Linked DNA regions of Homo sapiens: all the other regions are linked to region 2. A link is a loop called in an ENCODE intact Hi-C map of the cell type or tissue named here. Cell type or tissue: heart left ventricle. All regions are shown on one strand. Each heading gives the region's core, and the rest is flanking DNA. Links, peaks and the distances in the headings are about the cores only. Region 1 has its middle 110 kb from the start of DTNA. Region 2 has its middle 48 kb from the start of DTNA. Region 3 overlaps DTNA (dystrobrevin alpha).

Region 1 (8,150 bases), core at 1,235-6,234, 64 kb before region 2:
AGTTGTCTGATTTTGCTATTGTCGCACTGTTTTAGGACTTCAAACTTCTTCTTGAAAAGAATGACAAACTTTAGTTCTCTTCATGTTTTGCCCATGTATAGGTTTTGTTTCTTGTTTTGTCAAATGACCTCTCCCTCTGCTCTTAGAGACAGCTCTTCCAAACTTGCACAGCATTCCTTCTGAATAAATACTGTCCATAATAGTCACAGAGTACATGGTGTGAATTGGAAATTCTACTTTATATGGGGAAAATAAATCTGCTGACGCTGTTATTACAGAGTGCACAGATGAACAGTTGTTAAATGTAACTGGCCAGTTTTTTGTCTTGTCAAATAGACCAGATTCTAATGAACTAAGTTGGCTAAACTAGGTACAAACAATGAAGGGCTTCTTATGGATTTTTCATTCAACTTTGATGAGAATAAGTAATACACTGTGTCACTCTTCTAAAATGAAAAATGGGCATTATATTGATAAAGTCATTTGATTTTACAACTACTGAGTAATCTAGTGAGGCCAAGCAAATGTGAAGTTGGCAGAGCTCAGTTCTGATGCCCCTTTCCTCCTTTCTCTGTCCAATTTTCCCTCCCTCTCAGTCCTCCTTATCCCTCCAGACCCCTGATGAATATGACTACTCAGCGCCCCCGTTTTCTTGTCAAGCAAGACCTATACTCAAGAAAGAATCTGACTTAAGAGAGTTTTAAAGTCAATGTACTAAGTCCCCCAGTAATATTTGCTTTTCAGTGTAAATATCTGACCTTGTGACAGTTTAGACAATTTGTTAAATGATAGTTAACCTTGGGTAATACTTATAATTAACCCCTTTAGGTTGCAAGCAATTGCAATTAATTTTCATTTCCCCATAATCATGTGTTAACTTTGTAAATTTTCTGTGGTCATACTGGGTGCCTTGTGACATTGTATTACCAGTTGTGTACTGAATGGTTGACAATAAGAATGAACCTGGCAGAAATCACAGGTGCTTCCAAGAAGTTTGTGAATGCATGCACCTGGGTGCTCACCATACACTCAGGTACACACAGTAACACATGTAGGCATACCTTTTATGTAACTAATATGTTTTTTATTGAATTATAAAATAAATGAAAATATGTTAGGCTTACCAGTGTGGGATTTGGGTTTTTTTTCAGTGTGTCAAAAAAAAACACAAAAAAGAACACAAAATGTAAAATTCTAAAATGAAGAATGTTAAACTATGTGGCCAAATAGTGTTGACAGAAAAAGAGACAAATATTTCTCTGCTACTATTATATCACTTTTATAGTTTCTAATTCTTGTATAAAATTGTCAATCTTAGCTTTTATTCTTTTGAACATCCTAAGTGTAGTTTTATAATCTATTTCTGATAATTATAGTATCTCAAGTGTTACTGGATTTGTTTCTATTATTACTCTTCCTGCTAGTTCTCATTCATGGTGTCTTAATTTCTTGGTTGCTTGGATATCTTTGACTCTATGCTGGAAATGTATTTTTAAAATTACATTATAATTAAAGATCGTAAGAGTAAGTTGAGATCTAAGTGATAATGTTTTCCTCCAGAGAAGACTTTGGTTTGCTTCTGCCAGGCACCTGGGGGCGATATCAGACCAGAATCATCTTAGACAAAGTACAACTCCTGATGTTCCCTGAATCACCTCTGTGACAAGAAGGCTGCAAATCAGTGAGAGGAATGGTAGGTTCACTCCTCCCCTAAAGGAGAGTATGACCTTTCATGACACCAGCATAAAGCTGGGTTAGTTAATTAAAGCCCCACCTGAGGGCCAAGGACTTTGACTTTTCTATGAAGCACAGAAAGCTACTTGAAGTGTAAAGCTAGATTCTCAGATCTTTTTTCCTGATAGTCATATGCCCAAGGGCTTTTAAAAGTGACCTCACCTCTCTGATTTCTGATCTTCTCCTAAGTTTTCATATGCCAAATCTTCACCATCTTACTAAAGGCTCTTTGCTGTTTTTTGTTTGGTTGGTTGGTTTTTTGTTTTGTTTTGTTTTGTTTTATTCTGTTGCCCAGGCTAGAGTGCAGTGACATGACGCGATTGATCTCCACTCACTGCAACCTCTGCCTCTTGGGTTCAAGTGATTCTCGTACCTTGGCCTCCCAAGTAGCTGGGATTACAGGCACATGCCACCATGCTTGGTTAATTTTTGTATTTTTAGTAGAGTCGGGTTTTCAACATGTTGGCCAGGCTCATCTCGAACTCCTGGCCTCAAGTGATCCACCTGCCTCAGCTTCCCAAAGTGCTGGGATTACAGGCATGAGCTACCATGCCCAGCCTCTTTACTGTTTTTATATCTCAAATATCTTTATTACATCAGGTAATACATACAAATATCTTATTACATCGGGTATATCAGTCCAGATTCTCTCATTACTGTTACCAGAAATGGAAATTCATCCTACTGCTATTATAGTTGTTTCTTTTTACACTCTTCGTTCTAGAGAACATATCAAAGTTTGCTGATATCATTAATGATTTCAGATAACTTTTCTGATTTTATTTTTTAGTTGTGACCTGATATATTCAAACTTTTTGGAGAAAATTGCATATGCATGCTGATTGAAAGATTCATGTTTTCTGACTTTATTTGAGCTGTCAACACCACCTAACAGTTCTTTTTTTTAATTATACGCAAGTTGTGGGATACATGTGCAGAACGTGCAGGTTTGTTACATAGGGATACATGTGCCATGGTGGTTTGCTGCACCCGTCAACCCGTCATCTACATCACGTATTTCTCCTAATGCTATCCCTCCCCTAGCCCCCAATTCCCTGACAGGCCCCAGTGTGTGATGTTCCCCTCCCTGTGCCCATATATTCTCATTGTTCAACTCCCACTTATGAATGAGAACGTGTGGTGTTCGGTTTTCTGTTCCTGTGTTAGTTTGCTGGGAATGATGGTTTCCAGCTTCATCCATGTCCCTGCAAAGGACATGAACACATTCTTTTTTATGGCTGTGCAGTATTATTTGTCCCTAGCTGGCCCCTTTCCTTGGCAATTTCTTTAACCTCTAATCCATCCCACAAGCATCCTTCACTCTCAGAAGTTGATTTTGACTCTTTCTGGTTTCTCTTGGCCTATATCCAGTACTAAGACATTTAAAAAATCTTCTTAAATCCCGTGCTTTCCATTCTCTCTGCAGTTGCTCTACTTCAGGTCTTCATCATTTAACTTGGCTATTATATGGTCTTCCAGTTGTTCTCCTGTCTCTAAGCTCCATCCACACCCTCACCCTGCCACTACATACACACTTGCTGAAACCAACATACCCATCTTCTAAAAACTATAGACTTCAATTAATTGCTCCCCTACTTAAAAATCTTTAGTGATTCATGACTCCCTTCAAAATAAAGCTTAGTGTCCTTAGTATGTCTTAAAAGGTCCATCACAAAGCCTCGATCTGTTTCTCAAACATTGACTCCACTGCTTCACTGGTTATCACCAACACTTCAATCACATACAATGGCTGCCTCCACAATATGCCGTATACTATTTTAGCTCTGTGCTAGTCTACCTTTCCCCACCGCCCCCCGCCCCCCCAGAATGCCTATTGCTTCTCTCCTTTGTGGGAAAACCCCACTTTTCCTTTAGGGTTGACCTCATAAGTCACCTTCACTGTACTTTCTGTACTTTCTTTTTAAGTGTATAGCTCACCCACTGTTCTGGGAGTCCCTAATGCTGTGGCTTGTGTCTTACTCGCTTTTTTATTCTCAGTCACTGACACACAGGAACCACTCAAAAAAATGTTTAAGAAATGAACAGATGACTATTCAGAAGAAGTTTGTTTCTGAGGAATTTGTTTTGTTAATATATTCTTTTCCATTCTAAACATCATTTTTTCTTTTGACCTTAGACTCTTTGTCTAGAATAATGATCATTAGTAATCCTGTATGTCAAGTGGAGTCAGTAAAAACATGTTTATTTGGCTGTTGTCACTGTCTTGGGGAAAGGGAATTCTCTATTTTCTTTCTTTCTTTTTTTTTTTTTTACCAAATGTGATGTATAACTTGATTGTGACAACAAGAGAGTAGAAATTTAAGTATGGTGAGTCAGCTGTTTATTATCAGAGAGATTCATAATCAAAAGAGTCATAGAGTGGGAAAACTGACATATTTCAACAAATCTAGTCCAGAATGTTAAATAGCACAATGGGAAAATGTCAATGAGGCACAACTAAATGAAAATTATCTCATTGCATACAACCTCAATTTCAACCATTAGAAAACACTGGGTTGTTTTCAAATCACAGTGTGGTGCTACAAAGAAAGCAGTTGAGTGTTTATGTAATACAATATTGTGAAAGCTTGTGGAAAACTTTTCTTAAAATTTTTAAGGCCTTGGCCAGGCGCATTGGTTCACGCCTGTAATTGAGCACTTTGGGAGGCCGAGACGGGTGGATCACGAGGTCAGGAGATTGAGACCATCCTGGCTAACACGGTGAAACCCCATCTCTACTAAAAATACAAAAAAAAATTAGCCAGGTGTGGTGGTGGGCACCTGTAGTCCCAGCTACTTGGGAGGCTGAGGCAGGAGAATGGCATGAACCTGGGAGGTGGAGCTTGCAGTGAGCCGAGATCGCGCCACTGCACTCCAGTCTGGGTGACAGAGCGAGACTCCATCTCAAAAAAAAAATTTAAGGCCTTGAAGTGCAATTTGAATATCATCTTTCTAAAAGCCTATGCTAAGCAAAGAAAAACTGTATTTGTTTATTAAACATTGAATATAGTTGATGGGAACCAGAGGAAGAGGAAATATAACTTATTAATTCCAAGGATGTTTAATTAATTTTATACTCTTTGGACCACTTATAAACTTTTTACACATTTATTGTGAGGCTTTGATACGCCAACTTCTGAGATTTAGATAAATAAGAAACTTGGCTTATATTATTTCTCATACAGGACACTCCTACCTTCACAAAGAGAAAAGCCCCAGTATGGGTGGGGCTTCAGAATGTATCTTCAGAAAATGTATCTTCAGAAAACATCTTTGAATTTAATGAAATGTTCAAACTCAGTGTTTGAGATCCCAGAATTCTTCATCGCAAAATATGAAAATATGATATTGGCCTTTCTTTTTTGCCTCATCTATAAAAGAACTCTAAACTAGCTCTTGAATAATGGCTGATTTCTAATCATAACTTCCAAACAGCTGAACTCATTTTTCTCATTAATTCAATAATTTGAACTCCTACCTTTTGTTCTAACTGTGTAGACAATGAAATTACTTATTCACCCCCTTCACCGGACACTGGTACTGAAGGATATCATGTTAAAACAATGAATTTAATTAACAATTTTTTTCTTTTTTGTTGTTGAAAAGGGAAAACAAAACCCTCAAACCTGAAAAATTCCATATCCCTTCATTTTACTTTTTCTTATTACAGAAGCAATGTAGGAAAATCATGACTTTACCTGTTTTTGGTTGTCGTTGTTTTGTTTTCTTGTTGTTTCTTTTTTGAGACAAAGTCTTGCTCTGTCGCCCAGGCTAGAGTACAGCTGTCAGCTCACTGCAGCCTCTACCTCCTGGGTTCAAGCAATTCTCCTGCCGCAGCCTCCCAAGTAGCTGGGATTACAGGCACCCGCCACCACGCCTAGCTAATTTTTTGTATTTTTAGTAGAGACAGGCTTTCATCATGTTGGCCAGGCTGATTCGAACTCCTGACCTCAAGCGATCTGCTTGCCTCAGCCTTCCAAAGTGCTGGGATTACAGGTGTGAGCCACCGTGTCCAGCCAACAAATTTCTTTATGTATCTTTCATTGATATTTTAAATGTATTTGTCTTAATCTCCACACATATTTAAAAAGTCATTTTGCCTTTCTCAACAACTAGTATTTTCTTCTCAGAAAGCTAAGTTAGAGGATAGTCTTGAGATTCTTAAAAAATCTCTTGTTTAGGAGATACTTATGTAACAGAAGAGCTTAAAGAGAGCTGAATAAATTCTGAAAAAAAGTTAAGTCAAATGTGTATTTTTTATTACATATTTAATTAAATCTTAATATAAAATAGAAACACATTTATTTGCATAAATAAAACTGGACTTGGCATTTTTGCAAAATAAAAATGATGTAAAGATGACTCAGACACTCTGAATCATGAAAGTTTTGTAAACCTCTAAGTATTTTAAAAAGAGCAATAGAGTTACTTTAATTATTTTTCTTTTTAAGTCTCAGTTTATTTTTTGTACTCATTCCTATATAGTGTGATAGTTCACACATTTATAGATGCTGAAACAATGAATTCACTGAATTAATCACAGTTCAGGAATACAGATGCCTTAATTAGTTTTTTACAAGATATAATTTTGAATGAAATTTATCTTCCAATGCATATGAACTTCCAGGTCTTAGATTGTTCATTTCTACATATTTGAAGAATCATGTTTACTAACCAAAAGATATTTAACACCTCAGATAAATGTAGCAATTCTTCCCAGATGCATCCAATGTTTGAAGTTATTTTGTAGGTAAGAGACATTTATTTTACATATGATAAAACTAAGATGTAGACATATGAAGTGTTCCAGATATACTATGGGTGGTTTCCTCAGGTAACAAACAACTCTCAATTTCAGTGACATATAGAAACCAGGTTTCCTTCTCACTTATACAATTTAGCCACCACAGATTAGCTGAAGGTTCTTCTCTACACAGCTGTTTTCACCTGGAAATGACCCATTTTCCTTATACTCACATTCCCTTAGCCAAAGCATGCCATGTGGCCACACCTAACTTCAGTTGGATGGGAAGTATAATATGATCCTACCATTGGCCTAGAACAGGTGAGCCCCAGTACTGGGGCTTAGCCCAGGAGGGTTTTTGGCTTTGCCTAGGGCAGGAAAGAATTCAAGGGCAAGCCAGTGGTGTTAGACAGCAACTTTTACTGAAGTGGCAGTGTACAGCAGCAGCAGAGGTACTGCTCCTTGCAGAGCAGGGCTACCCCATAGAGTGTCCAGAGTAGCAGCTGAGAGGCAGTTTTGTGGTCATATTTATATCTTTAATTATAAGCAAATTAAGGGGTGATTTATGCAGAAATTTTTAGGAGAAAGGTAACTTCTAGGTCACTGGTCATTGCTATGGAAAGGGGTTGTAACTTTTGGGTGTTGCCATAGCAATGGGGAACTGACATGGCATACTGCTAAGCATGTCTTATGGAAAGCTGTTTCCATACTGGCCCTGTTTTAGCTAGTCCTCAACTCCTTCCAGTGTCTGAGCCCAGCGTCTGGAGTCAAGTCCCTCCTCCTACCTCACCATGTGCTTAGAAAGAGAAAGGACTGGAATATTTATGTAGAGCTCTGAGGAATTTCTACACTATTGGATAATAGGCAGCCTAAAACTCCCTTAGTAACACAGATTTAGACTTAAAGTCATATATATCTGTGAACAGGTCCATACTTGGTAAATGTACGCCACCTGCGATCTGATACTAATGTCTATTGCCTGTTTACATCTTTTGGCTCTTATCTCCACTGAGACTTTTCAGCTGTCTAAATCTTTACCATTTCCATGTCTGTGACCTTTTCTGTCCAGCTTCTCCACCACTATGGAATTCTAGGATTTTACCTATCCTTACACTTACCACTCAGGGAGTCCTGCCCATAAACAGTTTTGGGAAGTGTAAGGAGACTCCGTTGGGGCAATTCCTACAGAATGCAGAAAGTAAATGTGAAATCTTAATGCTTTCTCCTCTCTAGGAACTGCTCATATGTAGTACAGAAATGGAGAAAAAGGAAATTGAATACAATTCTAATCCTCAGCCCCCACTTTAATCAGTAGACAGAGTAAAAGGCCTAGGCTCAGGGAATATGGCACAGAGGAATGGTGATGTATATTATATATTAGAAATACATAGTCTCGAATAGCATTTATATTATTGGTACTCTACCCTTTGCTTAGCATTTAGTTTTAAGCACTAACTATAATCGATAAAACTCAGGAATTCAAAGATTGAGACACTTAAGAGTTGAAAATTTTTAAGCCAATATTTTAAGGTCCTTTGAATTGTCATTTAAATCAGCAAATCCAATTTGTGTCCTTGGAAGCCAATAATTTTAGGAAATATTATGTGTGTATTGTGGGGAGGGCTGGGATAAGAATCTTGGATCAAATGAATTTGGAACATGCTGTATACCG
Region 2 (8,150 bases), core at 1,597-6,596:
TGCTCATAAAAATTAAAGTCAGTAGTTAAAATGGATGAAAGAGAAATTTCAGGAGAATTGGCTGACTTCAGAGTCTCAAACTGGCATCTGTTTGACTCCAAAACTCCAAAGTCTTCTAAGTAGATATTGGCTAAGAAAAAGATGAAAGAAGCTGACTGATGAAACTGATTCAAGCACTGAAACTAAAAAGGAGAGAGTATGCAGCAGGATATAGGAGAAAGGCTACTAGGAATCCCTCAACACTAGCCAGAATTTAGGGGGATAATTTACTAGCAGTGACAAATCAGACTCAAAGCACAAAAACAGTCAGGCAAATCTAGAAATTACAATCTTTCAGTAGCTGTTTAAACAGCCAAATTAGTATCCAAATTTTGCTTTTATAAAAATTCTTTTGTTTCTTTGTTTGTCTTTTGAGACAAGGTCTGGCTCTATCACCCAGGCTGGAGCGCAGTGGCGTGATCTTGGCTCACTGTAATCTCTGCCCCCCGGGTTCAAGTGACTCTCATACCTCAGCCTCCCGAGTTGCTGAGACAACAGGAGTGTGCCACCATATCTGGCTAATTTTTTTGTATTTTTGTAGAGATGGGGTTTTGTCATGTTGCCCAAGCTGGTCTCAAACTCCTGATCTCAAACAGTCTACCTCCCTTGGTTTACAAAGTGCTGGGATTACAGGCTTGAGCCACTGAATGTGGCCTTTATCAAAATCCTTATTAAGTCAAAGTTTAAGCCCAATATGTTATAATACTGTCTTGATTACCACCACCAAAGCAGTGTTAAGAGCATTCAAGTCTAAAACAGAACAGAAAAGTCCAGAGAACAACACTAATTTATTTCTACAGTGCTCATTTTGTTCTTTTATGAGAGTGTCATTTCTCAGCATCTTGGACAGTGCCCTTTCTTTCTTAATAAAATGGCCAGAATTAAATAAATATGGCTAACACTCTTTCTCCACTGTAACCACGGCTGAGGCCTAATGACAATTCAGGGTAGAATATCTTTCAGTGCTATGGAGTATGTTGCACTGTTCTTTAGCTTAGAGAACTGGGATTTTCAAATCAGCACCTTAAGTGGAATTTTGCAGCCTGCATTTTTAAAACACCTACTGCCTTCCTATCCATTTACTGTACGTGTGTGTGTGTGTGCACGCATGTGTGTGTTATGACTGGAAGGAGATGATAGCAAATATCTTCCTTTAAAATAGTACTATCCAATAGAAACAGGATGCAAGCCACATATGTAATTATAAATTTTCTAGTAGCCACATTAAAAAAGGAAAAAGAAACAGGTGAAATTAATCTAAATATATTTTACTTAGTCCAATATATCAAAACTATTATCATTTCAACATGTAACTAATATAAAAAGTTATTAATGAGGTCTTTTATTCCTTTTTTGTACTGTATGCTTGAAATCCTGTGTAGATTTTACACTTCCAACACATCTTGATTTGGGCTAGCCGCATTTCAACTGCTCAATAGCCACATGTAGCCAATGACTACTGGACTGTACAGCCCAGGTATAAGGCAGGCACTTCTTTGTACAACAGTATCTCATTTGAAATGCCTAGCTTCTGATATTTCAGCTCTCAGTTTGAACATGTTTTTCCTTACACAAGAAATCCATATATATTTCATTCTAGATTCTAACACGTACACATACACACAGACACACACAGACACACACACACACACACACACACTCATTTAACATCTGGGTTTTAACAACCTATTCTGATCTTCTTCTAAATAAACTTGAAAAATAAAATACTTCCTCTCACCAGCCCTTTCTGAAGGAGCATGTGAGCCTGTTATCTTGCGCATTAACCGGTGACCGTATTTAGTGCTGTCAGAGCTGCTGACTCATTGCCTATGAATGGCCCCGCTGCCAGTGGTGATTGTTTGACAGAATGCCAGTAATGGCTGCCTACGGCTGCTGAAAAGCTGACCTTGTAACAACATCCACATTCTTTTGGTTGCTTTTGCTGACATACTCTCAACTCAAAAACTGTTTTCAAAACAAAAGTATAATGAAGTATTGAGCTTTTAAAAGCAATTGTATTTCAGTTCTTTAAATTATCTGAGTGTACCAAGGAGGGCAGAAGGCAAAGAAATGAGTATACAAGAGAGGGAACCATCCTTGAAAGTTGACATTTGAGCTACAGGCATATAATACTTGGGGACAGTGTTCTAAGACACCATGGGCATCCAAATGAAGCAAAGCTGTGTAAACTGAAAATAAAATTCTAAGCCCCCCAACCATCGGAATGGACCCCTCCTCTCAGCCAAGAGCATTCCAGTTAACCTGGAAAACTAGTTCAGGCCGTGAGAGGAAGTGGGGGGTCAGACATCCTCCCTTTGGAATTCAGGCACAACTGAGCAGCATTAACATTAAAACAGAGATCTTAAGACTTTTTGTAGCAATAGGTCACCAAATTCCAGCCTGATCTAGTATAGCATCACCTGACAGACAGCAGGCCCTGAAAGATATCAAAGTATTTTACTCTAAATTATATTTCTTTGACATATTTTGAAATAGCCCTGCAAAGCTATTGCTTGTGGGGAAAATCTGCATTCTGTAGAGAATCCCCTTCCCTTTCCAGGTCTTTTTCCTGATCCAGGAGAGAATCGACTAAGAGTCTGGCACCTTTTTAAGTCTAATAAGAAACATTTACAATCTAATCTCTCTGAAGCCTGTTACTTGGAGACTTCATCTGCATAATAAGAACCTTGGTCTCCAAAACCCCTTATCTTAGCCCAGACATTCCCTTCTGTTGATTCCAGGTCTTTAGACAATAACTTAAGTCTTCCAACCAATTGCCAATTAGAAATTGTTTGAATCTACCTATGACCTTGAAGCTCCCCACCCCCGCTTTGAGTTGTGCCACCTTTCCTGACCCAACCAGTGTACATCTTACATGTATTGATTGATGTCTTTTGTCTCCCTAAAATGTATAAAACTAAGCTGAAGCCTGACTACTTTGGGCACATGTTCTCAGGAGACAGGGCTGTGTCACTGACCATTGCCCACTCATATTTGGCTCAAAATTTATCTTTTCAAATATTTTTCAGAGTTTGACTCTTTTGTCAACAACTATTATGATATCTATTTTTTATCTTTCTCAGTATCATTTATTAGCTCTGTATTACTAACCTATTTGAAATTCTGTTTATTTGCAAAATGTATTCCATTCTCCACCCTGAAAACATTTTCCCCAAGTGGAGCTTCTAAACAAAGAATATGAGATGCTCTCCATTAATTAATAAGAGCTAAGGTACTATTAAATACTTAAAACAGGGATCAAATTAGCAGTACTTACTAGACACTGCTCTAGCTAGTGGATACGTTGATCATTCACACTATACTCAACTTTGCCCATAAAACTTAGTGTATGCCTTCCAGCTGCAGTATGTATTGATGGCCCTGCCTTCTGTTAGAGTACAAGTTTTTAGATTCTTCTCTTTTCCTGGTGATGAGGTCTGAAACTCTTGAATCTTCTAAATTCCTACTTGGGCTGATATCCCTGCTCCCTCTTTCTGGCTTCTTTTACCCCAGAGTCTAATCTGCACTGGTAGTAAAATTTCCTTTCAGTTCACATCTCACACATAACAGCCAGAGTCTGTTTTGCTAATTTTAATCAGACAAAGGATGAGTTTCGCATAGATGAGTTTTCAATAAACAGGATGAATGAACATTCAGCTAGTTGTTTTGGCATATTTTCACCACTAGAGGGAGATAAAGGCGCCTCTCCATCCACTGTTCCCACCCTCTTTGCCCCAAGATAGGAGAGGTGACAGAGTTAAGTGCAGAGGATAATGGTCAGTGAGATCATGGAGGGAAATTAAGTTATATATTTGGAGAAATCAAAAATGTGGCAGCTTTCAAACCCTGCCAACATGTTTTATGTGGCCTACCCAGTTTGGGGCAACATTTATAAATTGGAAAATTTCACATAAATATCTGGATTTCCACCCTGAGCTTGAAAATAGAAAGATGTGGCCACACTGTATGTCTGCGCCTCTGTGTGGCAGTCAGAGGGAGCTTCTCTCTATAAACAAGGCACAAACTCTTCATTTCAACTCCATCACTATCACTCTCTATTTTTCTAACACCGAGATTAAATGTAAGCTGTTACTTATTATCAAGCTTGCATCATTTTGTTGTTAAGAACCGGTTGTTGTTTTTTTTTTTTTTGTACTCAGGTCAAAGATGGTAAAAAGAATAACATAGCAAGCAAGCCTCTTGTAATTTCAAGGAAAATGAGAGAGAACATATTTCTTGGAGGCAGTAAAAAATATTCATAAGAGTAAAATATGCAGGCACAATGTGACTGGTCTCCTTGACTTACACTTACCTATTTCCATCATTTACATCAGCTAGATGTCCCTATGAGCTTTGCATAACCCTTTGGAAATACCTGCTTCCCAAACATGATATGGCAGGAAGAAGATAAGGGACTGGGCGATCCTGGGACCCAGTCAAATACCTTCTCTCAGTTGTCCCCACTAACTAATGACTGAGAAATGTCTCTCATGACTGATTACCCAAGGATTTACAAAATTGACATGTGAGGGACAAAAATCTCAGTCTCACTTAAAATAGCAGGAAAAACATATCTGCATGTAACTTATACTCACAGAAGAATTGCAGAACTAAAATTTGGATTTAGGTAGGATAAATTCCAACACACAGCTGATATTCTGATTTACTCATATCATTGCTTCTTGATCTGAAAAAGAAATGATAATATAAATATTAGTAATCATAGCTAACATCTGTTGAGTTGACAGTTGTGTCAGGCACTGTGCTAAGTGATCTCCTTTAACCCTGAGGAACAACTGTGTTATTCAACCTCAGAGATTTGTCTCAACAACCTTAATATATGCCCTTCCTTTTAGGACAACGGTTCTCAAAATGAAGACACTTTCATGAGATTCTTGAGGTTAAAACTATTTTAATAACAACTCTATCATATTATTTGCCTTTTTCACTATGGGACAGTCACACAGATGTGCAAAAGTAATGGTAAGTAAAACTGCTGGAATCTATTACTAGGGGTTGAAGGCAGTGGCACCAAGCTCTACTGGTAGTAATATTTCTTCACTCCCATGTACTTCCAGTGAAAAACAAAGCAAGCAACAGCAAAAGCATGTTATTAAGTCTTGGGAGTGTAAATGACGTTATTTTATTTATTTATTTTTACTTTTTATTTTTTTGAGATAGGGTCTCACTCTGTCATCCAAGCTGGAGTTCATTGGCATGATCGTGGCTCACTGCAGCCTTGACCCCGTGGGCTCAAGTGATCCTCCTACCTCAGTCTCCTAAGTTTCTGGGACTACATACAGGTGCATGCCACCACGCCTGGCTAATTTTTTCTTTTTTTGTAGAGACAAGGTCTTGATATGTCTTGCTATGCCCAGACTTGTCTTGAACTCCCAGGCTCAAGCGATTCTCCTGCCTTGGCCTCCCAAAGTGTTGGGATTAGAGGCATGAGCCACCGTGCCTAGCCACATCCTTTTAATAGTGCAAGGAAATGGGAAGTACACATAAAGCACTTTTGAAATATGTTGAGGTGCGGTAGTTGTCTCCAAGTATTATTGTTCAAGGTACAAGTGGTACTAGTCATTTCTTTCATAGAACATTTTTTTTTTGAAAGAACAATGGGCAGACAAACTATGATTATTTCAGCAGGGGTATTTGGCAAATGTTTTTTGAAATTGAATGAAATAAGCTTGTCACCAGAAAAAACAACTGACAGGAATTTCTGACAATGATAAAATTCAAACTTTCAAGTAGAAATTAGAATTTTGAAAAGCCTACATCTGCCACTATAAACTTGACAGCTTCTCAATACCTTTCTTGATGAGACTCGTGGTGACATTAACAAAAGTAATTTTTTGTTATCAAAAATAATACGTAAACATTTGGAAGATCTGCTTTACTAAGTGAGCTAGACTATTTTGTCATAAAATCATATATAGATTTTTTTAAAAACTATACCAAGTATGAGACAAATAATTGAGTTTACTGTAATAGATTATATGAAGTTCATTGATATGTTTCAGATTCCACATTCCATTTTTAAGGAACAATCACTTGTTGAATTTCACTGTTGTATCAAAGAAAACTGTCCATAATAATCTGAAAGGCTATGAAAAGACTCTACTATTTCAAACTACAAGTCTATGTGAGCCTGGAGTTTCTTCATATTTGTCAACCAAAACATATTCCAATAGATTAAATGCAGAAGCAGATAGGTAAATCTGGCTATCTTCCATTAAGCCAGATATTAGGGGATTTCCAAAAAATGTAAAACCATGCTTATCACCAAAATTTTGTTTTGGAAAATATTTCTATTTTATTAAAAATATATTATTTTATTTATGTCACATGTAATGGGTTTATCATTGTCACATAAATGAATTTATAGACCAATTCTTTTAAGATGCTCCAATCACGTGCTTTATTAAGTCAATTTTAAACGTATAATGAGAATCAAGGGAGGAAAGGTGGGGTAGGTTAATGCACTTAGAATAGTATGCAAGTGGAATAAAAGGAACTCCACCACCTGAATGCTGGGTTATACAATGTCCATATGTCTTGTTTCTGCTACACCAGCCTTCCAAACTGGTGGTGTGGTTGTGGAGTGAGAATAGGGTTTGAGGAAGGGGCCTAAACAGACAGGTGGAAGGTGTCTGGGGTACAAACTTGCTCTATCACAGAGACACAAGGACAAGTACACCTATCAATAGCTTTAGCTTTCCATTAGCTTGCCAAGTAGCTTTGGGTTTTATCTCCAGTGAATTTATAAATAAATATTTTTAAAGTTTATAAGTTTTCATTTCTAATAGGGTAAATATTGATAGGTATAATAAACATAAACAAAAGCTCTTGGAGGTCTTCAGAACAAAAAGTTTAAAAACCTCTGATGTAGGATATGGGATCCCTTTTTTTAACCCCAAAGTAGCATGGCAATTTATTGAAACCAAATTAAATGATTTATCTTCTATCTTCTATCTTCTTCTTCTTCTTTTTTTTTTTTTAAAGGTACTCATCTCCCCAGAGTCAGATGAAAATGCTAAGTCAAGCTCTCAGTAACCCTCAGGTGGCTCCTAAGGCATATGTCATATGCAAGGCCACCAGTTAAGGTAGAAATGCACCACTAAAGGGCAAGACCTGAGCATTCTTTCCCAGAATTAGATGCTTCTGTCTTTTTATGATTTCCAGTAAAAGTATCTCTTTGTCTAACAAAGCAACCACCCATATTTTGCACACAAATATTTTTTTCCTTAGGGAAACAAGATATACATTACAAACAACAACAACAAAATATTAAGAATCTGATTTTCATGCTAAGAATTTGTCAATGAAATTGTGTCCAAATAACTGCTACATTTGTATACAAATTTTTTATGAAAACAAGATTTATGATTGGGGTTTAATGCATATTAGAGAAGAATTATTTATATATATATTTTTTATTACACTTTAAGTTCTAGGGTACATGTGCACAATGTGCAGGTTTGTTACATATGTATACATGTGCCATATTGGTGTGCTGCACCCATTAACTCTTCATTTAACATTAGGTATATCTCCTAATGCTATCCCTCCCCACTCCCTCCACCCCACAACAGGCCCCAGTGTGTGATGTTCCCCTTCCTGTGTCCATGTGTTCTCATTGTTCAATTCCCACCTATGAGTGAGAACATGCAGTGTTTGGTTTTTTGTCCTTGCGATAGTTTGCTGAGAATGATGGTTTCTAGCTTCATCCATGTCCCTACAAAGAACATGAACTCATCATTTTTATGGCTGCATAGTATTCCATGGTGTATATGTGCCATATTTTCTTAATCCAGTCTATCACTGTTGGACATTTGGGTTGGTTCCAAGTCTTTGCTATTGTGAGTAGTGCTGCAATAAACATACGTGTGCATGTGTCTTTATAGCAGCATGATTTACAGTCCTTTGGGTATATACCCAGTAATAGGATGGCTGGGTCAAATGGTATTTCTAGCTCTAGATCCCTGAGGAATCGCCACACTGTCTTCCACAATGGTTAAACTAGTTTACAGTCCCACCAACAGTGTAAAAACATTCCTATTTCTCCACATCCTCTCCAGCATCTGTTGTTTCCTGACTTTTAATGATTG
Region 3 (8,150 bases), core at 1,192-6,191, 68 kb after region 2:
GTAAATGACGAGTTCATAGGTGCAGCAAACCCACATGGCACATGTATACCTATGTAACAAACCTGCACATTGTGCACATATACCCCAGAACTTAAAGTATAATAATTTAAAAAAAAATAAAAAGAAAGATTTGGAGGGATCAGAATATCCAAATCTATCATTCTTCCCCTGGTCCCCCGAATTTCATGTCTTTCTCACATTGCAAAATACAGTCATCTCTTCCTCATAGCCTCCAAGTCTTACCTCATTCCAGCATCACTCAAAAGTCCAAAGTCTCTTCTGAGACTCAAGGCAAGTCCTTCCACCTATGAGCCTGTAAGATAAAAATCAAGTTATTTGCTTCCAACGACAGTAATACTACAGGCATTGAGTAAACATTCCAAAAGGGAAAAATCAGCCTGAGGAAAGGAGTAAGAGGCCCCATGCAAGTCTGAAACCCAGCAGGGCTGACCTTAAACCTTAGTGCTCCAAAATAATCCTTCACTCCTTGTCCTGAAACCAGAGCACACTGGTGCAAGGGATGGACTCCCAACACTTAGGGCATCTCCACCTCCATGGCTATGCAGACTGCCACCGAGTGGCTGCTCTCCTGGATTGGAGTTGAGTGCCTGTGGCTTTCCAGGCTCAGGATGCAAGCTGCCAGTGGCTCTACCATTTTCCCAACTGAAGGACAGCAACCCCCTTCTCACAGCTCCACTAGGTAGTGCCCTGGTGAGGACGCTGTGTGGGGCTCCAACCCCACATTTCCCCTTAGCACTGCCCTAGGAAAGTATCTTTGTGGAGGCTCCACCCTGCGGCAAGCACCAAGGCTTTCCTCTGATACATCCTCTGGAATCTAGGTGGAAGCTGCCAAGCCTCCTTCACTTGTGCATTCTGTGTGCCTGCAGGCTCAACACAACGTAGAAGCCCCCAAGGCTTGCAGTTTGCACTCTCAGAAGCGGCAGCCTGAGCTGTACCTGAAGCCCTTTAAGCAAAGGCTGGAGCCCTAGCAGCTGGGATGCTGGGAGCAGTTTTCTGAGGCTTCACAGGGCAGCAGGGTCCTGGGCCTGGCCCCAAAACCCATTCTTTCCTACTGTGATCCTGGGCTGGTGATGGGAGGACTGTCCTGAAGCCTTCTGAAATGCTTTTAAGGCCTTTTTCCCATTGTCTTGGCTTGATAATATTTTTAATTTCCTTAAAATACTTATGACCATTGACTAGTAATTTTACTTTTAGGAATGTCTAAAATGGAAATATTTTTGGCCCAGAATTTATAAACAAGGATACTGATCCCAGTATTATAATATCCTTGTGAATCAAGGATATTGATTCACAGTATTGTGAAAACAAATTTTCACTGTAAAACAAACTAAATGCCCAACAATGAAGAACAAGTTAAATAAATTATGGAACATCTGCATGATGGAAACCATTTAAAATGTCCTTTTTTTTTCTTTGAGAGAGACAGTTTTGCTTTTGTCACCCAGGCTGGAGTCCAGTGCCTCAATCTTGGCTCACTGCAACCTCCACCTCCCAGGTTCAAGCGATTCTCCTGCCTCAGCCTCCGAAGTAGTTGGGATTACAGGAAAGTGCCACCTTCCCTGGCTAATTTTTGTATTGTTAGTAGAGACAGGGTTTCACCATGTTGGTCAGGCTAGTGTCAAAGTCCTGGCCTCAAGTGATCCACCCACCTTGGCCTCCCAATATGCTGGGATTACAGGTGTGAGCCACTGCACTCAGCGCCTAAAATGTCTTATAAAAGTGTTTTGTGAAAGAGGATATGTTTTTTATAAAATGCCATCTACTATCTAATCCTAATATTAAGAGGGAGGGGGGGAAAAGGCAAAAAATGATAGAAATAAAGCAAGGTATCCTTAATGACTGTCCATGGGTAATAGATTAATTTTCCTATCTTTACTTTCCTATGTTTTCTGAATTTTCTTCAGCAGATACGTATTACTTTCGCAATGTTGTGATATTAAGTTAAAAGTGAGAATTTGAAATTGCATACTCAATGTGAATGCAGCTACGTATAGAAGAAGCAAGAAGACTATCAGCTGCAATGTTAATAGTATGGTTTTTATCTTCTTTTGTATAATTATTGGAGTTTTTCTATATGTTAAGAAATCAGGACAAAAATGATTTTGACAAAGAAAGGACAAAAAACAAGGCCCACTTCTTAGTTTATGAAAAGCAGTATAGGAGAACAGAAGGGAATTATAATAGGCTCCTCCTGCTGCAGGTTTGAGAAATATCACTTCAACTAGTTTAAAAAATTTAAAAAAATAAAATAAATAATTTTTCATGCAGAAATATTTTACATGAAAAGTAAAATTTCCCCACCTAAAATTTCTATTCTCATCCCAGGATAAAACTGTTGAGGGCTTTATATATTTCCTTCCAGTACTTTTTTCAAAGAATATTATAAAATAAAGTATTTTTCTCAAAAAAAAATAAAAAGGAGGAATCAGCTTATGTAAATAACAAGGACTTGGGTACAGTTGGCTGCAGACTCATTTAGATCCAGAGGCCCAAAGGGCATCCCCAAGTTCTCTTCCCTGTTTCAAGGCTTTGCTTGTTTCTGCTTAGCTTTCTTCAGTGATTCCTACTCAAACACAAAACCAAACCTTATGCCTCTCACTAGCTCCTGGAAAGAGGCTTCCCAAACAGCAGGTAAGATGGCTGCCAGTAGCCCCCAAATCACACCCCACCAGCTTCACTTTCTGAGCAGGAGATTTTTCTTAATAATTCAAAGATCCCAGCAAGTAAGTGAGAAAGCCTGGCTTGGGGTGTGTGTACAGCCCTGAATGGTCACCATGGCCAAGTGGGTGGGGTATTCTGACACCCGGGGTCCCTTCAGTTGTGCACCTCTATGTCTGAAGGAAAACACAGGCAGCCCCACCACAATTACCTGGAAGAGAGTCCCAGAGAAGTCACAAGAAAAAAAAGAGGAAAGGGAATATTGAAAAGAGAGTATGATGTCAATGTCAATGGCAGGAACTCATAGGTATAATACCAAATGTCTTACAAAATCATCTTATTCAGTCAGTCCTCGTGGAATTATATAAGGAAAATTATTATGTGCACTTTCAAATAAGGAAATGGAGGGTAAGAAAAACAAGTTATTTGCTCAAGTACATGCAGGTAGTACCTGGCAGCAAGGAGATTTGAACTCAAGTGTGTCTAATGTCATTGCCAAACCTCCCCTCTAAAATGTTTTGTCTTCCTTGAGTTCTTATGGCTGCTTTACCTGCAATCAAGAGACAGAGAGAGACATTCTGTGTTTCTGTGTGTGAGAAATGGCACAGGGGCAACTAGAAGTTTTAATACCTTCCTGTAGGTGGCAGGTTGCTGCTCTCTCCTTCAGAACCCCGCTCTGAGGAAAGCTAAGGAAGAGAACAGGACGTCTGAGTGTGTGACTGAGGTAAAATGTTGTATATTTTTCACACTTTAAAATCAGATGTAGGATTCAAATAAACTAAAATAATTTAACACTCAAATTTTTAAAACTTCTGAAGGAGGCTGGGCACATTCCATATTGGGCATTCAAAGAGTATTTTCCACAGCATACGAGGCACTCTCAAAGATACAAAAGTAAACACACTCTAAATTAGGACACAAAGAAAAGATGGAAGATGGGAAATTCAAGGTGGAAAGACATAAATGGCAACCAGAAATAATAGTCATTGTAGATCTGGCAGTTCCCCAACCAAAGCAGACAATCTGAAAGAAACCTAAGGTTATTTATACCTGCTGAGGATTTACTCTACCCAGTGATTAAACCTCCAGGACACACTAGATAAGTCTAGAAGAGCTTTAAGACTTCAAGATTTGTGTTTTCTTAACCTTGCTGTTTCTTGTCCTTGGTTCTGCATGAAAAAACTCATCTCTCCACAGTTCCAAGGAATAATTCCAAAAATAAATGTAGGCATTTGCTTGAACCAGGACATTGTGTCCCCAGTTTTCTTTCCGAAGCCTACAGGATGTACGAGTTGCTCTTGAAGCCTGTCTGCAGCACAACAAATCCAAGTTCTGCATTTGCTCCCCAGCTGAGTGACTGCACTGGGCAAAGCTGCACTTAACAGATAATACCCATGGGGGAACTGCTGGGTGAGGAATTTGTAGTGAAAAGCACTGACAACAGCTTGAGATTTATTTAGCACAATTTATTTAGTTCTTCATTCAGAAGAAGTAAAATTCCATGCATGAGGTAATGTATGCAAAAGTGCTTTAAACTTGAAGTGTTAAAGCAGTACACAGTTGTTGGGGGCTCTGATGTGAGAATGGCCAGCCTGTTCTCTGGTTAGTCTGGAGCTAATTCCTTCAAGAATCACAGGTCAGAAGTGTTGCATTGTGGCCCCTTGTTCAGTCTTGGCAAAAACTGAGGGAACATGGCAAAGTGGGAAGAATATAGACCTTGGAGTCAGATTTGGGTTCAAATATAGTAATTTTCATGGCTCTGGGACCTCTCTGTGTCCATATGTCCTCATTTGGATAACCCAGTTGTCAGCTGGGACTTCCTAGCCCCTTGAGGGCTCACATAAAGTTGGCTCAAACCAATTCGAACCCTTTTCACCACCTTTGGGAATACTGGAGTTACTGTCCCCTAACCTGTTATTCCTCTCACCCTAATATCTATGCACATTGTGTTCTCTTTTCCCCCTTTATCAAATTGCAAGTGAAACTCTGTCCCCTCACTGGTGACCACCAAAGAGCTCACTCATGTTGGTGTGTCCAGTAACTTCACTGAAGGTTTGGGGTTGGCAAGGACTGGTGTGGGGAGGCTCACAGCCTTTGATGTCTCTCCAGAAACCTCTATCTGCTTTTTTCACCCTTCACATATGCCTCCAGATAGTTTCCTAGGAACACAAATATTTTCCCTCTTACTATGCAGAGAAATTTAGCTCTCTTCTGTTCTTGTTCCAAGTTTTCATACTCAAATGCATCAAGATGCCCAGAACAAAGGGTCTTCCAATGGCCTCCTCTGAAAGCAAAGCTATAAATAGAAAAAAAGGGTTATCTGTTATCTTTTGAAAATGGTGATAATTTCTACCTTGCTATTTTTCAAGATTTGTGGCCGGGCGCGGTGGCTCACGCCTGTAATCCCAGCACTTTGGGAGGCCGAGGCGGGTGGATCATGAGGTCAGGAGATCGAGACCATCCTGGCTAACAAGGTGAAACCCCGTCTCTATTAAAAATACAAAAAATTAGCCGGGCGCGGTGGCGGGCGCCTGTAGTCCCAGCTACTCGGGAGGCTGAGGCAGGAGAATGGCGTGAACCCGGGAAGCGGAGCTTGCAGTGAGCCGAGATTGCGCCACTGCAGTCCGCAGTCCAGCCTGGGCGACAGAGCGAGACTCCGTCTCAAAAAAAAAAAAAAGATTTGTGCGAATTTTAGATAAAAGGGATATACAATACTTTGCACAAAGTACAGCACATAGCAAGTGCATAATGAAGAAATGATGATGATGATGATTCTGTATTGGGTAGCCAGTGTTTGCAGTAACTGTACTTCTTTGAGTATCACTTATCACAATTATAATTAATTATTTGTGTAATCATCTCTTAATGTATGTCTCCCTGAAGTTCCCTGATGGCAGAAACTGTTTCTGTCTTGTTTACCTGTGTGTCACCAGTGCCTTGTACAGTGCCTGGCCCACATATTTAACTCTTTATTGTATTAATGAATAGATAAATGGTCAAATGGAGAGTGTTAAATGTGGAGAGTTTTTCTTTCTTTACAGTTTTAACTTTATAGGGGAAAGAAGTGACAGGGCAGGTGAGGGATGGTGAAAACTCTGAAGATGTTGGAACATTGTCAGCTGTCTAAGTGTTTGGGAAAGATTAGCAGAGACTCCATTTCTTTATTCACTCATTCTTTCTGTGCATTTTCTACTCTCACCACCAAATCAGTCTCCTCCCTATCCAAGTTCCATTTATTAGTATCCCTGAAGCTGAAAAGAAAAGAGAATATTTATTTGCCTGTTTCCACACTGTCTCACTAACACCATGATCATTACATTTTCAGACTAGTCCAGTGAAACCTACCTTACCCATAATTTATTTGAAGTAGTTTATTTTTCCCCCTAATTTTCTTCATGGCAGGTATTTTGTTTTTCAGCTAACTTGTTGGATTGCCTACTAATCTAACTTTAGTGTTATAGCTTTTTCTGAAGAGGACAATGTGCTCTGTGCTGTAATGAAGCTTGTAAATTAACTCTAGGAATATAACTCATTCTTATACAGCAGAGTCACCTGTATATGCCAAGACAGCGTGATCCAAAGCAAAGACACTGGATTTGCAGTCACCTTCCTCTGCGATCCTCCTTTACTTATCTAAAATGAGAAGCCTGGGCTAAAGAAACAAATGTCAAACAGTAGCAAAGGATGCAACCTGGACTGAGCTGGGTTCTATTCTCCTTCCCTGTGAGAGCACCTCCCTGCTTACGTTTTAGAAGCTTGGCTCAGGTTATGGAATTCATTTGAATTTTTAAAAATCCATGGCAAAAATAAAAATCAGCAAGCTGGAAAAGACATTCTTCTATAATCCCAAGCAAAGAAAATTAAATCACACAACAAATATTTTCTAAGTCTAAAGTGCTATGTTAGTAGGAATATTAGATAAAGCACATGAGGCTCAGTTAAATTTCAATTTCAGATAAATGGTGAGTATTTTTTAGTGTAAGTGAGTCCTATTCAACATTTGCGATATACCTGTTGTTGGGGTTCTGACAGCTGCTAAGTATGTCTATGCCAATTATGCATTCTGGCACTGGGGAAATGACCACAGGATGAGTCCGGGGATCCTCTGGACTCACTGTAAGTCAGACCTGAGATAAAACTCCATTAATTACCTGACCTCCATAAGTCCCTATTTTAACTGGAGGACCACAGTGACGTTTTGGGTCCCCTGCAATCAATGTCAGCTCAGAGCCAATGTCCAGTAGTCCCCGAAATATCTGATCACTTCCCTTTCCCCAGTGCACAGTTACCCTGGTTAAAGGCTGGAGGTCTCCTTGGGGAAGAATGGGAGAAAGATTCACTGCATAAATTGTCAGTAATGTAGTGGGGTCTTTCCTCAAAAGGAGCCAGCCTCCCCTTCATTCGAAGGCTTCTGGGTCTGCAAACTGGCTCAAGTCTGGAAATTGATTGAGGGGCTGTGATTCTCTGGTTTTATAATTCAAATTAGTCTTCTGTCCATTCGACCTAGAAGTTTTCTTCTTGTATAAATTAAGTAGGAATGCAGTAGGCTTCCTATCAGTTTCACTTCTAGGAACACCGTGATTAATTAGCCAATGCCAGAGTGCTACACAAGTCAGATTATTCTGATTGCAGGTCTGCTTCTGCTGTCCATTATGGTAGCTATGCCCACCGTGCCTTTGATGGTTGAGTGCCAACTTGGACCCTGCCACCTTGGGATCCAATTATTCCCACTGTATTTAAATTTTATAATTGAGTGACTGCGGTTACCACCATTAGATCTGACATACAGAGAAGAGCAATTACAGAGCTCTTCAAAGATGCAGGTGCTGCCCTCACAAATCTATTTCACAAGGCATTGGTCAAGGGTATATCTTCTGGACCCTCCCAGCTGTGATGAGTAGGTCTAAAGTGACTAATCCACTCCACCATCCCAATCTCCCTAAGCCTTTGGATCCCTTCCTTTATGTTAAACCAAGGGAGATCAGGCATTTCCAGCTCACTCACAGTGGGCCTCTTTTAATCCATATTTCAGCTAACCAAGCAAATAAACTATTAGAATATTTTTTAACTCCCTGAGCTGCAACATTAAAGGCAGAGTTTCTACTTAGTGGGACCAAATTAATAAATTCAGCCTGATCCAACTCTATGTTCCTTCTATCATTATCCCACACCTTTAAAATCCATTCCCATGCCTGTTCTCCAGATTTTTGTTTATATAAATTGAAGAACTCAAGCAGTTCTTTTCAAGTGTAGAGCACCTCCTCATGGGTCACACTCTCAACCTCACCTCTAGGGGCTGCTGGGATTTTAGTCTAGTTATAGGTCTAGAAGCAAACAGAGGTATTGAGGGTGGCTCCTCAGGAGAATCAACATTATCTTGCTTGACAACTGCCTCAGGAGAGTCACTGTTGCCTCAGGCAGTGCAGGGTTTATCTCTTCAGACAAAGGTCGAAAGGCTGATGGCAGTATGG

What was found. Hi-C counts contacts between places; a loop is a spot of excess contacts. Peaks named below come from ENCODE experiments on the same cell type or tissue, not always from the same donor. Only the 100,000 strongest peaks of a DNase experiment are listed, where the experiment ranks them.
Region 1: it touches region 2 in a loop (2.8-fold over the local background); 16 of 110 quality-filtered maps call a loop at or near these places.
Region 3: it touches region 2 in a loop (2.4-fold over the local background); 10 of 110 quality-filtered maps call a loop at or near these places.

What each region holds. Positions count from the first base shown.
Region 1 is chr18:34,594,226-34,602,375 of GRCh38, forward strand. It overlaps a transcript of DTNA not described here. Among named protein-coding and RNA genes, the nearest start is that of DTNA, 110 kb to the right of the region's middle. In heart left ventricle, for the core only: no CTCF peak of the experiment used is centred there; no DNase peak of the experiment used is centred there; H3K4me3 peaks cover 690 bases; H3K27ac peaks cover 1,095 bases.
Region 2 is chr18:34,657,959-34,666,108 of GRCh38, forward strand. It overlaps a transcript of DTNA not described here. Among named protein-coding and RNA genes, the nearest start is that of DTNA, 48 kb to the right of the region's middle. RefSeq lists enhancers at 1,435-1,938, 1,939-2,442. In heart left ventricle, for the core only: CTCF peaks have their summits at 3,720 (motif pointing right) and 3,924; a DNase peak (open chromatin) is centred at 1,883; H3K27ac peaks cover 2,433 bases.
Region 3 is chr18:34,726,144-34,734,293 of GRCh38, forward strand. All of the region lies in intron 1 of DTNA (dystrobrevin alpha), which reads left to right. Among named protein-coding and RNA genes, the nearest start is that of DTNA, 20 kb to the left of the region's middle. In heart left ventricle, for the core only: a CTCF peak has its summit at 3,316 (motif pointing right); no DNase peak of the experiment used is centred there; H3K27ac peaks cover 2,223 bases.